2 separate regions of the Homo sapiens genome follow, and region 1 is linked to region 2. Evidence: chromatin contacts called from ENCODE Hi-C or POLR2A ChIA-PET data. All regions are on one chromosome and are shown on one strand. The core of a region is the stretch at or near the end of the contact, and the rest is flanking DNA. Distances in the headings are between cores, read along the strand shown.

Evidence for each region. Hi-C counts contacts between places; a loop is a spot of excess contacts on that map. ChIA-PET counts read pairs that join two places held with the same protein, here RNA polymerase II (POLR2A). Pooled maps may share reads with other maps.
Region 1: a map of natural killer cell shows a loop between it and region 2 (7-fold over the local background). The contact joins two enhancer-like sites. A Hi-C loop is called at or near these places in 1 of 168 maps with a recorded cell type or tissue (natural killer cell) and 10 of 50 pooled maps. POLR2A ChIA-PET finds 5 or more read pairs at or near these places in 5 of 52 experiments (T-cell, activated B cell, activated CD4-positive, alpha-beta T cell and 2 more).

The regions. Positions count from the first base shown.
Region 1 is chr10:22,570,731-22,577,682 of GRCh38, forward strand. PIP4K2A (phosphatidylinositol-5-phosphate 4-kinase type 2 alpha) reads right to left here. Exons shown (of 10, transcript NM_005028.5): 5 at 2,581-2,727. Among named protein-coding and RNA genes, the nearest start is that of LINC03027, 140 kb to the left of the region's middle. Within about 2 kb of position 3,146, at least 3 of the 41 ENCODE cell types and tissues checked have a DNase peak (open chromatin) inside an H3K27ac peak, as active enhancers do; they include natural killer cell, where a contact is called at or near this core.
Region 2 is chr10:22,679,409-22,686,597 of GRCh38, forward strand. The region is part of intron 1 of PIP4K2A (phosphatidylinositol-5-phosphate 4-kinase type 2 alpha); the gene reads right to left. Among named protein-coding and RNA genes, the nearest start is that of PIP4K2A, 32 kb to the right of the region's middle. RefSeq lists enhancers at 2,956-3,075, 3,816-4,035, 4,576-4,645. Within about 2 kb of position 2,928, at least 19 of the 41 ENCODE cell types and tissues checked have a DNase peak (open chromatin) inside an H3K27ac peak, as active enhancers do; they include natural killer cell, where a contact is called at or near this core.

The sequences.
Region 1 (6,952 bases), core at 1,896-4,395, 110 kb before region 2:
CGTCTTGATATTTGTATAAATAATGCAAAAACAATGGTGGGAAGAACTGCTAGCAGTTTAGCATAAGTCAAACAGTGGCAACAGTGGGTATTAGTAGTGTTTGTGATTTAAAAAAAAAAAACAATGAAAAAAACCAGCACCATCTAAGAAACCCAGCGTCATTTCAGAAACCTCTGAAGCCACACATCCTGGTTTTTGTGACTTGTGAGCTGTGTACGAGTTGCTGAACTTCTGGCTAAGATGGTGTGTCATACAAGTAGGCATCTAGTAAACACATGAAAGCATAACATTAAATGTATCAAATCTAGACCCAGGAGTACACGTCTTTTCAATATTCTGTGCAGGAAATATACATAAAGCACTTCTGTTTATAAAGAAGGAATGATTTCTTAAGAACTGTTTTCGTGACGGTTTGAGTTATGAGTTGAACTGGCCATCTTTTTCATGAAACAACACTTTTACTTGAAAGAACAACTGACAGTCTATGTTTATTTAGATCTGGGCATGTGACTGATGTTTGCTACAAAATGAATGAAGCTGCTAGGCTCCCCTGTATGCTGGGGTGCTTGCTACATGTGGTCATTTCACAGAAAACAACTGACAGGGCTTGTGGCCAGTGATAAAATTTGAGATTCCAAGTAAAAAACTGATTTTTAAAAAACTTATATCCACCATCCTGGGCCTGACCGCTTCCCAATATGTAAAAGACTTTTCTGATGACATTGGTGGTAACACTGTTATGACTTTTTGATACTGTATAATGAAATGTGTCAATATTTGGAAGAGTCAAATAACTCAGTGAACCAATGTGTTCCAAATGGCAAGTGCATGCCTTGGCAAAATCACACATTCAAACAATGCATGCAAACCAATCAATGGATTTCGATGAAGAGTACAAAAAGTTCATTGATATGATTTCAGATTTCATAATGTAACTAAGCTTTGAGAAATTACCTCTTGTCAAGCTTTGGTGTAGTATCAAAGAAGAATATCTACAATTATCCAAAAAAGTTGTTAAAACATGCTTTAACAACTTTCCAAACTTCATTATTGTGTGAGTTCAGATTTTCTTCACATACTTCAGCGGCATAACACCACACAGACTGACAGCGGAATCAGACAGGACATTCCAACTATCTCACATTAAGTCAAGACATTACGGAGATTTGCAAAAATGTAAAACAATGCTACTTGTCTCATTCATGTTTTTGCTTTTGGAAAATAGTTATTTTTCATAAAAATGTTAACATGTAATGTTTTTCTCATTTTTAAAGAAACTACATATTCTAATATTTCTTATATTAATTTTTAATACTGTAAATATCCACAGACACAACTCACATCTGCAAAAGCTTTCGAGTGTCCTCTTGTAAGAGCGTGAAAGCGTTGAGACCAAAAAACTTGAGAACCAAATGTCAGAGACCAGAGTTTGGCAAACTTTTCTGCAAACAGTCAGTGGGTAAACGTTTTAGGCTTTGTGGTCCCAAATGGTCTCTGCGGTAACTACCAAACTCTGCCATTACAGTGCAAAAGCAGTAACAGACAATACAGAAACAAGGGGCATCGTGGTATTCCAATAAAAATGTATTTATAAAATTGGCCCAGCCAGCCGCGGTGGTTCATGCCTATAATCCCAGCACTTTGGAAGGCCAAGGTGGGTGGATTGCTTGAGCTCAGGAGTTCAAGATCAGCCTGGGCAACATGGTGAAATCCTGTCTCCACCAAAAAATACAAAAAATTAGCTGAGCATGGTGGTGCGTGCCTGTGGTCCCAGCTACGTGGGAGGACTGCTTGAGCCAGTGGGGCAGAGGTTGCCATGAGCCAAGATTGAGCCACTGCGCTCCAGACTGAGCAACAGAGGAAGACTCTTTCTCAAAAAAAAAAGAAAAGAAAAGAAAAAAAAGTCCCTCAAGTAGGATTTGGAATTCAGGAAAGTCATAGTTTTCCAACCCCTAACTTGAACATTCTCCCCTGAATTGGTGATACCAGAAGCCAGATTATGTCACTCCACTCTCAGAATTTCCAGGGGCCCCCCTTTATCTCCAAGCCTTTGAAATGGTCTCTGTACTTACAGTTCCCTCTGCCAGCAATATTCTTCCTCAGCTCATTTCCTCATCTCCTTCAAGTCTGCTCCAATGTCATCTTTCTCAGGGGAACCTTCCCTGACAGGACTATTTAAAACCCTCCCCCTCTTTAATTCTGTCTATAGCACTTACCACTTCTGGGTATGCTCTATGACTAACTTATCACTTTTACTTACTGCCTGTCTTTACCCACCAGAATGTCAGCTCCCCGAGTGCAGGTTTGGTTTGTTCATCCCATCACTTCCAGCATCTAGAACAGTGCCTGGTATGCAGTTGGCTGAATATTTAAGTAGATGTGATATCTCTAACATGTGCCAGTGTTTTTTGGTGAGGCCAGCAAGCACTTATTGCCTCACAGGAAGGAATACACTGCTACTTGTCTGGTAGCTTTAAGTGCTGAGCGGCTCCTAAGCATTTCTGATGATCAATGACAACATTTACAATGTAGAAGAGTAAGCTTGAGTTACTTTACAAAAATTCATAAAATCAGTCTCACCTTTAAGTCGTATTTCCTATACACAGACAAACGGTGGCTGAATACATTTCTTGTAACTATCACATATATTTCAACTCCATCAACATTAAGCCGGTACATGCCCAAGAACTGGGGAAGAAGGGTGATCCCATGACATTCCACTATGTACTGCATAGGAGAGAAAGAAAAAGGAAAAAAACATCCAATCAAAAGATTGCTTCCTTAGATGTAAAATACATACGCCTATGGTGTTCATACAAAGTGAAAACCTCCAGCCATTAGGGTCTTATTTACAGAAAATGACCACATTTGTACTGCTTACCAATCACATCTGTGTTCACCATCTCTACACAGAAAAGAAAATTCAATTTTATCTCCAAACAGATTTTTTTCCAACATTCCAAATGGAATTTGTATGGTCAAACCTTGGATATGATCGTGTAAGGCAAGAGGACATGTGACTATCTTTCTCAAATTCCTTTTAAGGGATATTACACTCCACCTAGCGCCTCTGTCTTCTACCCCCAAAGCCCTGACTACAAGGCTGAGGCAGAGCAACCTGGCTGCTAAAATAGCTTCTCTAACAGTGTTGAAGTCGAGATGAAAGAGGAAATTGTGGGGAGCCCAGTGTTAGAAGCTGGGAGGGCAGAGCTAAGCTTCTCAAGAGAGCAGGGGAGAAGGGGGCAACCCCTGTGACCATAGCACCCTCGCTCCTGCTCTGCCGGCAGATGGGGACTGCCTTGTCCCTGCTGGTTTCCACCAAGTTAACTGGACAAGCCCAGGGTTGACACCATTTCCGAGGAGAGTTGCAAAAAAAACACAACACGACCTTGGCTGTTTTTCATGACCAAACTCCAGAGGGCCACAAGATGGAGCCACTTCTCCCTGAGAGCAGATTTTCATAAAACGGGTCCCTCTGCACTTCCCAAAGGAAGCTTAGGTTTTCCTTCCTTTAAAATCATGGGGAAGTAATATTTCAAAAAAGCTCTATGTCCACTGACACGTGTGCAATCTCCAGGATAATAAACAGCATAAATGGTGAGATTCCATTACTGTAAACACCATACATGTTGGGCATATTCAGAGATGCTAATGATGCAATTGGAGGGAATTCTGATCCTTTTCTACTATACTGCTTGAATTTTTCATTTTCTGTTTTTTTTTTTTTTTACAATGAGCATTTTATAAAAAATACAAAAGTAATTAAAATGTCCTTTCAAACTTCTTAGTTGTAAATACTGTTAATAATCAATTCTGATAATATTTAACCACCTTAAGAATGAAAAAGTCTTTGGTTTTGATCATTAAAGATAAACAGCATTGGTACTTGATTCTGATTTTTGCCATCTAGAGTTTTGGCAAGTTTTAAAGATGCCTCTTCCCTTTCTTTTTTCTTATTGACAATAACTGAGCTATAAATTTTAATCTCATGTAATTCCTGAGTAGAGTTTCACCTTGTTATTTGAAATTAGATGAGTGAAACATTTTCTATTTCCTTTCAAAATATAATAAATTGAGTTTTGCTAATGCAAAACAGGCAGTAAATAGCCACTGGGTGAAAAGAAAATTTCTCACATCTGATCTAGAGAAATGAAAAGGGGTTCTTGGCCTCTGTAGAAAGGTGGTTGGATGGGCCTTCAAACATGGAGACTGAGGAAGTCTAGTCTCCACGTGCAGTAGAGAGAACGTAGGTTTGCGAGCCAGAAAGGTGTGTGTGTGTGTCCTGGCGCCTCCATTTACGAGCTGTGAGATCTTGGGCAAGTTACCAAATCACTCCACAGTTTAGCTTCATTTTCCAGAAAAAGAGCCTAATTCCTACCTTGAAGGTTGTTTTGAGGGTTACAGGTAAGAGTATGTCAAAATACTTCACACGGTGCTGTGTACTATACTATACTGAAGATGATAATGATTATTTTCATTCAAAACTCTGTTAAGAAATTTTAATGTTACACCTGTTTTGTGCTCCCAACTGACATACAGACATGTACTGAGTGGGGTCTGCTCCGAGGCAGTTATTTTTGAGGCCCACAAGACACAGTCCCTGCCCCAGGGGACACACCGATTTTGGTTTTGCTGCTCAACCCCTCACTGAGCTCCCATCACGAACTACCTTTACAGAATCCCGCCATTCCTCTCTGATTCAAGTTGCTGTGCAGAGCCACAGAAAGCTATGTCTCACAGCGACAAAGAACCATTATTCATGCTACAAATATGGTCAAGAAATCTTTTGAATATTATACAGCAAATCATTGACTAGTTGTCCCCCCTTAGGAAAAAACACCCATACAGATTACATTCTATACCTCCCCTACCTTAAACATTAGCTAAATTATTACACTGAAAAGAGACAGATCAAATCTGTCTACTTTGCCAGGCGCGGTGGCTCACGCCTGTAATCCCAGCACTTTTGGAGGCCAAGGCAGGTGGATCACGAGGTCAGGAGTCCAAGATCAGCCTGGCCAAGATGGTGATACCCCATCTCTACTAAAAATACAACAATTAGCTGGGTGTGGTGGTGCACACCCGTAATCCCAGCTACTCGGGAGGCTGAGGCAGAAGAACTACTTGAACCCAGGAGGCGGAGGTTTCAGTGAGCCGAGATCGTGCCACTGTACTCCAGCCTAGGTGACAGAGCAAGACGCCATCTCAAAAAAAAAACAAAAAAGAAAAAAAAAGTCTGTCTACTTTATCAGCAAGTCTACACACAGTTGTTCTCAAACGTATGGCTCACTTATGGGGCTCCTTGATGAATACCTAAAACTCCTGAGGATATAAACATGTACAAACCCACAAGTCATACCAAAGTTTATCTATTAGATTCGAGTACTGCCAAGCTGCAGGTGATATCAAAGGTTTAGAAAGCATTAATGGGTTAAAATTTTGCAGTAGAGAAAATTATACCTATTAACTGAATTTCTGGGGGGAAGCACTGGGAAAAGGGCACACTGCTGCATTTCAGTGGAGGAACATTTAACTGGGTCTGTGAATGCCTGGGCTAGGAACCTCTGTTCTCTAGCACGATGCGCTGTTGTAGGCAGATGTTGACACAAAGAGACCTGAATGAGAATCCTGGTGGATTCTCCCAGTTGACCCAGAGAATGCTGAGCACAAACTCGTAACACCAGCGGGTGTTAACTCCAAGGATTCCTACACACACCAGCTGCTGGAGGTCAGCCCTGAACCAGGGAGACTGTAGATTTACAGCTACAGCTTTAGCCGGGGTCTCACGAGCCTCAGCCACCTTACACAGCTAAGAGCCCTCCCGGTCCAGCTCCGTGTTCATTACCTGTGTGACCTTGGGACAGTTATTCAACCTCTTGGTCTGCATTTGGAAACTGGGAGGTAATAATAGTACTTAACGATTAAATGAGTTAGTTATAAAGTTTTTAGAACAAAGCCTGGTGCATAAAAAGTAGTATGGAAGTGTTATCTATCTTTTGAACCTTTTCCATTTTTATTAAACCTCAAAACCCCCTCATCACTCTCAATATTCATTCATAGAGGCTGAGAATACGGTGGCTCACACCTGTAATCCCAGCACCCTGGGAGGCCAAGGTGGGCGGATAGCTTGAGATCAGGAGTTTGAGACCAGCCTGGCCAACAGCGAAACCTCGTCTCTGCTAAAAATACAAAAATTAGCCAGATGTGGTGGTGCATGCCTGTAGTCCCAGCTACTCAGGAGGCTGGGTGAGGCAGGAGAATCGTTTGAATTTGGGAGGCGGAGGCTGCAGTGAGCCGAGATTGCGCCACTGCACTCTAGCCTGGGTGACAGAGCAAACTCCTGTCTCAAAAAAAAAAAAAAAAAAAAAAGTATTCATAGATTCACTTAAAAAATACGTATTGAGCATCCATCATATGCCTGGTACCATGAGCGGTGCTGACTTTGCATCAGGGAGCAGAGACACCTGGTTCTTGTCCGTGTGCAAGTTATCCTACTTCAGGTGGAAAAGGGTGCCATGGGAGGGGAATGGCTTGACTTCCGGTAGCCCCATCTCCCAGTGATACAGTTTGAATATTTGTCCCCTCTAAACCTCATGTTGCAATGTGATCCCCAATGTTGGAGGTGGTGCTCGGTGGGAGGTGACTGGGTCATGGGGGTGGGTCCCTCATAAATGGCTTGGTGCCATAGGGAGAACTGCTTATGGAAAAGAGCCTTCCCCTCTCCTTCCTTGCCTCTCGCCAAGCCATGCCAGCTCCCTACTGCCTTCCAACATGAGTAGAAGCTTCCTGAGGGTCTCACCAGCGACAGATGCTGACACCATGCTTCTTGTACAGTCTGCAGAATTGCAAGCCAAATAAACCTCTTTTCCTTATGAATCACCCAGCCTCAGGTATTCCTCACAGCAACACAAATAGGCAAAGACACTCAGTGCTTGCACGGTGGATCCCCTTC
Region 2 (7,189 bases), core at 1,678-4,177:
GACAATATCAAGTATTGGCATGGATGCAGTGAAATTAGAAACTTCATACATTGCTAGTAAGAATGTAAAATTATACAGTTGCTTTGGCCATTCCTCAGAAAATTAAACACAGAGGTACCATATAACCCAACAATTTCACTACTAGGTATGTACCCAGGAAAAATAAAAACATGGGTCCACACAAAAACTTCTACACAAATGTTCATAGCAGCATTATTCGTAATAGCCAAAACATGAACACAATCCAAAGGTCCATTAATGGGTGAAAGGATAAACAAAATGTGGTCTATCCACACAATAGAATATGCCTTGACCCCCATAAAAAGGAATTAAGTATTGTTACAAGGTACAATGTGGATGAACCTTGGAAACCTTATGCCAAATGAACAAAGCCAGTCACAAAAGCCCACATACAAATCTACAGAGACAGGAAGCAGATTAGTGGTTGCCTAGGGCTGGGGGTAGGGGTTGGGGGAAATAAGGTTTAGGTTTCTTTTAGAGAGGATGAAAATGTTCTAAGATTAGATTGAGAATGGTTATACAACCCCTATATTTAAATAGTATATAAAAATATATACATTTTAGTAAATATACTAAAAAGCAATGAATTGCATATTCTAAATGGTATTTGAATTGTACACTTTATATCATATGTGAATTATATCTCAATAAAGCTGTCTTTAAAAAGGATTCCTTTAAAAAAAAATACTCTAGCAAACCTAGAAACAAAAAATGAAGACCATGCACTACTTTTGAATTATGTGGATTTTTAAATCCACTTAAATGGGCTGCTGTGGTCATTAAAAATTATGTTTTTGAAATATGCTTGTTTACTACACGAATAAAGCAGAGTACAAAACTATAAATAAATTTTATAAAACAAGAATATATTTTTAAAGAAAAGGCTGGTATTAATCGTGATTATCTTTAGATGGCCGAATTATGAGTAATTTAAATATTGTGCTTTAGAATTTTCTATCCTTTTCTAAATCTTCTCCAATAAGCATGCATTGTTTTTATAATCATAAAAATAGCATTTAATGTCTTAGATGAGCCACACGTACCAGGAACTCAAGTGGCAGAAGGATTTAACTACATTCTTTACTAACATCCTGGATGAGAGGGTATTTTCCCTCTGTCATGAATGACAATAAAAAGGCTAGCATACATCCCTAGTCCTTTTCAGTTAAGTAACACTGCGTAAAAAACACCCCAAAACTTCATGGCTTAAAACCACTGCCATTTTATTGGCTCATAATGACATGGGTCAAGAACTCAAGGAGGCTCAACATTGTGTTCCTGCGACAGCTCAGCGAGGGCTGGTGATCCAAGGTGACCCTACACATGTATTGAGGTCTTGGTGATGTTGTTCAAAGAGTGAAGGACATGCCATCCCAAAATATGCCGGATTTTTATATTGATTAGTGTGAGCTGAAAACACTGAAAAAGTTGTAGATTCCAACTTGACCCCAACAAGCCAGGTGACCTGGGTCTTCCTGCATGTAGCAAGCCACAAAGATTCCTTTGGGAGGGGCCCCTCACCTATTCAGGCGAGAAAATAGCCCTTATCCCAGAGACTAGGGTTTGGAAGATGCAACTAACCTGAATAAGGAAATTTCTGGAAGTAGCCCTTATCTTCTACCTGTTTTATACTCCCCATGTATCCTCCCAGTGACTCCCCTAGAAATGTACTGCCCCAGATTTTTTCTTGTCATTTCTTCTCAAATGTATCGTTCTCAGCATAAAAGTGTCTTGCTTTGGCCAATTCCTTTGGATTTCACTCTTTTAAAGATTCCCAGGTGCAAGTAACACTAAGAAAATTTGTATTCCTTTCTCCTATTAATCTGCCTGATGTCAACCTGACTTCTAGATCCAGCTGAAGAGCCCACTAAGAGCTAAAGGGAGGTTGGAGGGGACCTCTGTCTCCCCTACACTGTCAGCTAGGCCTTCTGAGCCACCTGGCTTCTCAAGACCTGGCTTCTCAGCCAGACACAGTGGCTCATGCCTGTAATCCCATCACCTTGAGAGGCCCAGGCAGGAGGACTGTTTAAGTTTCAGAGTTTGAGACCAGCCTTGGCAACACAGTGAGACCTTGTCTCTTCAAAAAATTTTAAAAATTAGCCAGGTGTGGTGGCATGCACCTGTGGTCCCACATACTCAAGAGGCTGAGGTAGGAGGATGCCTTGAGCCTGGGGGGTAGAGGCTGCATTGAGCCATGATGGCGCCACTGTACTCTAGCCTGTGTGACAGAGCAAGACCCTATTTCTAAAAAAAAATAAAATAAATAAAATTAAATTAAAATTAAAAAATAAAACGCAGGAAAAGAGGTGAAAACTCCTAATTTCAGCTACCAGCAATATTTTACTGTAGCAGAAACTGACTAACTTTCCCTGCAAGGGTTAGACAGTAAATAATTCTAGGCTCTGCGGGCCACACAGTCTCTGTCACAATGACTCACCTCTGCTGTTTGAGCAGCTACAAACTGGCAAACAAATGAGTGTGGCTCTGTTCCAATCAAACTTATCTACAGACACTGAAATTTGAATTTCATAGAATTTTCACATTATGAAATACTTTTTTAGAAAACCATTTTTTTTTTTGTACATACGTAAAAACTATCCTTAGTTCGTGGCCACACAAAAACAAGCAGCGGGCCAGATCTGGCCCACAAGCCATAGTCTGCCAACTCCTGTGCTATAGTTAATTCAAGATATAAAAATGCTCAAAGAGGAGTACTCTGTTGCATACCTTATCCACAAATCCACACACCATCCCTGTGTAGAGAGCACACAACCCTTAGCTACTGAATTTTTCACTGTCCTCAAACTGTTCTACTTAAGAGCCAAAGTTACTTTTCATTAAACTTTTCTCAGTATTTCAACTACTGTTTCTTTTTAACCTAGCAACTATCAGGCCTACTCATTTCCTCTGCCAGGAGGCAATGGTAGCCCTCAAACCTCAAGTATGCACACCTTGCCTTTATTTTCTAGAAAAGGCCAGCAATCTAAAAATTAGGAAACCACCCTGTTCTGATCATGCTATTCCTAATATAGTGTTTTATTTTACTGATAAAACAAAGCATTGCTGACTTACAAATTATTGGACAGTAACAGTGTCCATGAACCTAAAAAAAAAGTGCCATCAACTTGACACTTGAGAGTTTAGCTAACAAAGTACACAAAGAACAAACCACATGGTTGGTGCTCCGTGGTGGGGGTGGCAGAAGCAGGAACCCGCTGACAAGCACATCACAGGCCCTCCAAAACCTCAGAGTATCTGTTCTTCCATTAAACCTGCCTCACTTGTGAATTCCTCCAGACTGAGCCAGTCTGAACTTGGCTCCTAGACTCTCTACTCAGGGAGGGAGAACTAGAACCTGAGGTTAGTCAGGTTCACACACCACATTAACCCTTGCTGGGAACACTTGGTAATTGCAACAGGATCTGAAGAGACACAGATGGTCCAGTCATCTTTACATATGCATCATTTGCGTCTGAAAATCCTGGCACTACCCATGACCTTGGGAATGAACAATGTGCGGTCATCTACCATGTCACCTGCTGTCTTCTTTACAACAAGACTGATCTTTCAGATCCTTCTTTATTTTTGCGTAGCTGAGGCCATTTCTGAAGCCAAAAAGAAAAGAAAAAGAAAAACAACAACAACAACAACAACAACAAAAACAGCTGACACGACAGTACAGTATAAATAAAAATGAAGAAACTTTATGTTGGATCAAGCTGATAAATTACTGTTCAACCAGCAGCCTCTCTAGCAAGGGCAGCTATCTGAGCTGAAGACACCTGGACTGCTCTCTGACTCAACTCTTATGAGTTCTGCTCATACCACCGAGTCAAGGCTTTAACAGTATTTGCATTTGCCGTTTTTCACTGTGATCTTAAGTCACAGTTTTTCACAGTGATCCTAAGTCTTCCATGCTGTGGTACAGACCCCAAGTTTTCGCAACTCAGAGGTGGGCCAAGTGCAAGGGGACCTGAGTCAGAGCCAGGTTTGATCCTGACCGCAGAGCTGACAGTGTGGACTTAGCCGAGTCACTTACTCTGATCTGTTTGCTCATCTGTCAAATGTGAATAATGACTTGTCCCCAGCCTTCTCCTCAGTGCTGGGTACAGGTCAGGTGAGATGACAAAGGTGAAACTGCTTTGTCAACTGTCGAAAACAAGTTATTTTCTTCTTCCATTAACTTTCCCCCTCAAGCAGCAACTGCTTTCTTCTGTTCCCTTCTGCAGGGTTTGATAAAGAAGTCTGTTGAGCACGTGTTTATCATGGTTTTTAATCACAGCTTCATCTTTCCAGACTGCAGCGTCCCTCCTGACTGTAATTTCTTCTCATGGTTTGGTACCTCTTTCAGTCGCCCCTCCCTTAGCCTTTCCCAGTCTCTCTTGTAGCTTTCCTACCAAGCAGTTCACACACACACACACACACACACACACACACACACACACAATTCAAAGTGTGTCAGATCTTGAAATATTTTCTTTATATCTCTCCTGGAATCGCCCAGCGCTTCCTTGCCCGGAACGTTCCTGGCTACAATAAGCACCACATCGGCCAAATACCCATTAGAAACTGAATGATTCCTATCTGAAATACTCACAAGAAGCCTGGAGCCCATTACTTTGTGTGTAGAATGTAGTCTTTTTCCCCCCCTTAAATGCATTACCTCACATCTGTCTGTATTACAATTTAGTATGCCAACTTCCCCACTCACAGTTTCAGGCCTGTGGCAAACCATCTTTCAGTTTATTTTCCCCACTGGCTTGCTGTTTTATGACTTAAAAATACTTGAGAGCAAAATGTAAATTTAGGCAATCTCAAAGACATTACTGATTGGGTCGTTTTAATTAAAAACCAGCATTAGTATCTGTGGTACTAACAGTTAATACTAGGTACGCTTTGTCTGAATCCCTTATTTTTTCTTTGATTGCCACTGCCTCTACTTCTTTTGCCAAAGAAAGTTGTTTAAAAAACTTTTAAGCTTATATTCCTTCTGCCAAAAGCTAACACACAATGTGTTTTATCATTATTCTTTGTAATGCGCTTGTTTCATTATACTGTTTCTTATACATATATGTTCATAATTTTTAAAAATATACCTATTGGCTTTCCTTGTCCTCTTAAAAATATTCCCTACCTCAAACAAAACATTCTATTAGTGAAACATAATTTGTCTATCAGAAAACCTGACACACCTTCCAATGTCCAGTATCAGCTCGAGCTCCCTGGCATCAAAACAATCCCTGGTCTATAGGATGCCACCCACTAAAAATCTTTCCAGTGTCTCAGGCATATGGCAAAGTGGCCATTTGTAAATTACCCTGGAGTTCCTTGAACACTTCTGTGAAAATGCACAGCCCATGACTGTTGCTTCCCAGCATGTCACCGCCCTGCCAAGTCATCTGAAGTTGTGCTTTGGTGGGTCCTTATAGCACTGCTTATGGACATCTTGTCCACAGCTGTCCGATACACAGCTGCTTCACTTTTGTGTTCCTGACCATTTCGGCAAGTGTCCAGCTAGTAAAACAGGGTGCTAGTAAGGGTTATTTTTACACCTGTGGAACCCGTGCAATAACAGAAACCGCATTACTGGTGACACTCTTGTCATTTAATTTCAACCACAGTAGATCTGCCATGTATATATTTTTTCAAGAAGTCTAATGTTTACATTTTCAATAGGACTTTGATTCTGAAAATGGTTCTGCTTGAATTGAGTATTTAAAGTTATGAGATAAGAAGTACAACTTATAATTACACAGCATAAGAGATTATATCCAGATAATTTTTAAAAGGAGTTTAAGAGTCCCAGTGTATACTCTTCAACTGATTTTATTAAACAATGTTTTGGACATTTAGCATCAAGTCATACTATTAATGAATCATAATACTAAAAAATTTCAGAAGAGAGGCGAATCATTAAGACAATTTTCCTTGTGAAATTTTGGTCATGACAGAATCAAAATCTCAGGGTTAAGAAAGTGAAAAGGGTTGGGCACAGTGGCTTGCACCTGTGATCCCAGCTCTTTGGGAGGCTGAGGCAGGAGGATCACTTGATGCCAGGAGTTCAAGACAGGCCTGATCAACAAAGTGACACCCATTTTCTATAAAAAACAAACAAACAAACAAAAACTTTAAAAATTCGCTGGGCATGGTGGCATGTGCCTTTAGTCTCAGCTACCCAGGGGGGCTAAGGCTGATGCAGGAGGATCCCTTGAGCCCAGGAGATTGAGGCTGTGGTAAGCTATGATCCCACCACTGCATTCCAGCCTGGGTGACAGATACTGTCTCAGAAAAAAAGAGACAACAGAAGAGAAGAAGTGGGGGTGGCGGCGGGGCAGGGAGGGAGAAAGAGAAAAGCTACCTAGTCCTATCACTCGTCTGGTGCCATGCCCCTCACAGCAATGGCAGGCCATGAGGTCAGCAGACAACACCTCCAGTCATTCACACTGGTGACTGCAATACTCAGTTACCTATTTTGTTGTTTGTAATTTAATAACAATTACAGTTCTCTAATTTACTTTTTATATATGAATGTGAGTAGATTCAATGCCACGCCATCCTCTCCCTCTCATTCCAATATTCGCCTTAAGTGAGGCAGGGATCGAGTAATACTGGGCGTGTCAAGATTGCTGCAAACTTCCGACAGTGCCCATGGGAGTCTGCTGTGCTTTTGAGTGTTTATCCATCCTGTCTATCACTGTGGAAAACAACTTGGAAACATGCTGAACCGGCACATTTCGGATAATTTCAGGAACAGGAAACTCATTATTCCCAAAGGCAGTTGGCCAAATCCTTGGACAACTTGAACTCCTAGATAGTTGTTCTTCTCTCCTGAAGGAAATGTAATCTCCCAATAGATTCCACAAATTACGTCTTAACTAAACCCCACAAACCATTTGAGAGAGGGGACTTTAAACCCCTGGATTCCTTTCAGGGTTCTGAAAACTGACATCAGTAGGCATCAAAAAGACTTTTCTTCCTGTTAGTTATACTAGGTTGAGAAGTCACTCAATAATTGAAGAAAGCAAGCTCTATTTTCTTCTTATTGGATTTTTATTTTTTAATTAAGAGATGGGGTTTTACTCTGTTGCCCAAGCTGGAGTGCAGTGTTGCAATCAAAGCTCAATGCAGCCTTGAACTCCTGGGCTTAAGTTCCACCTCAGCCTCCTGA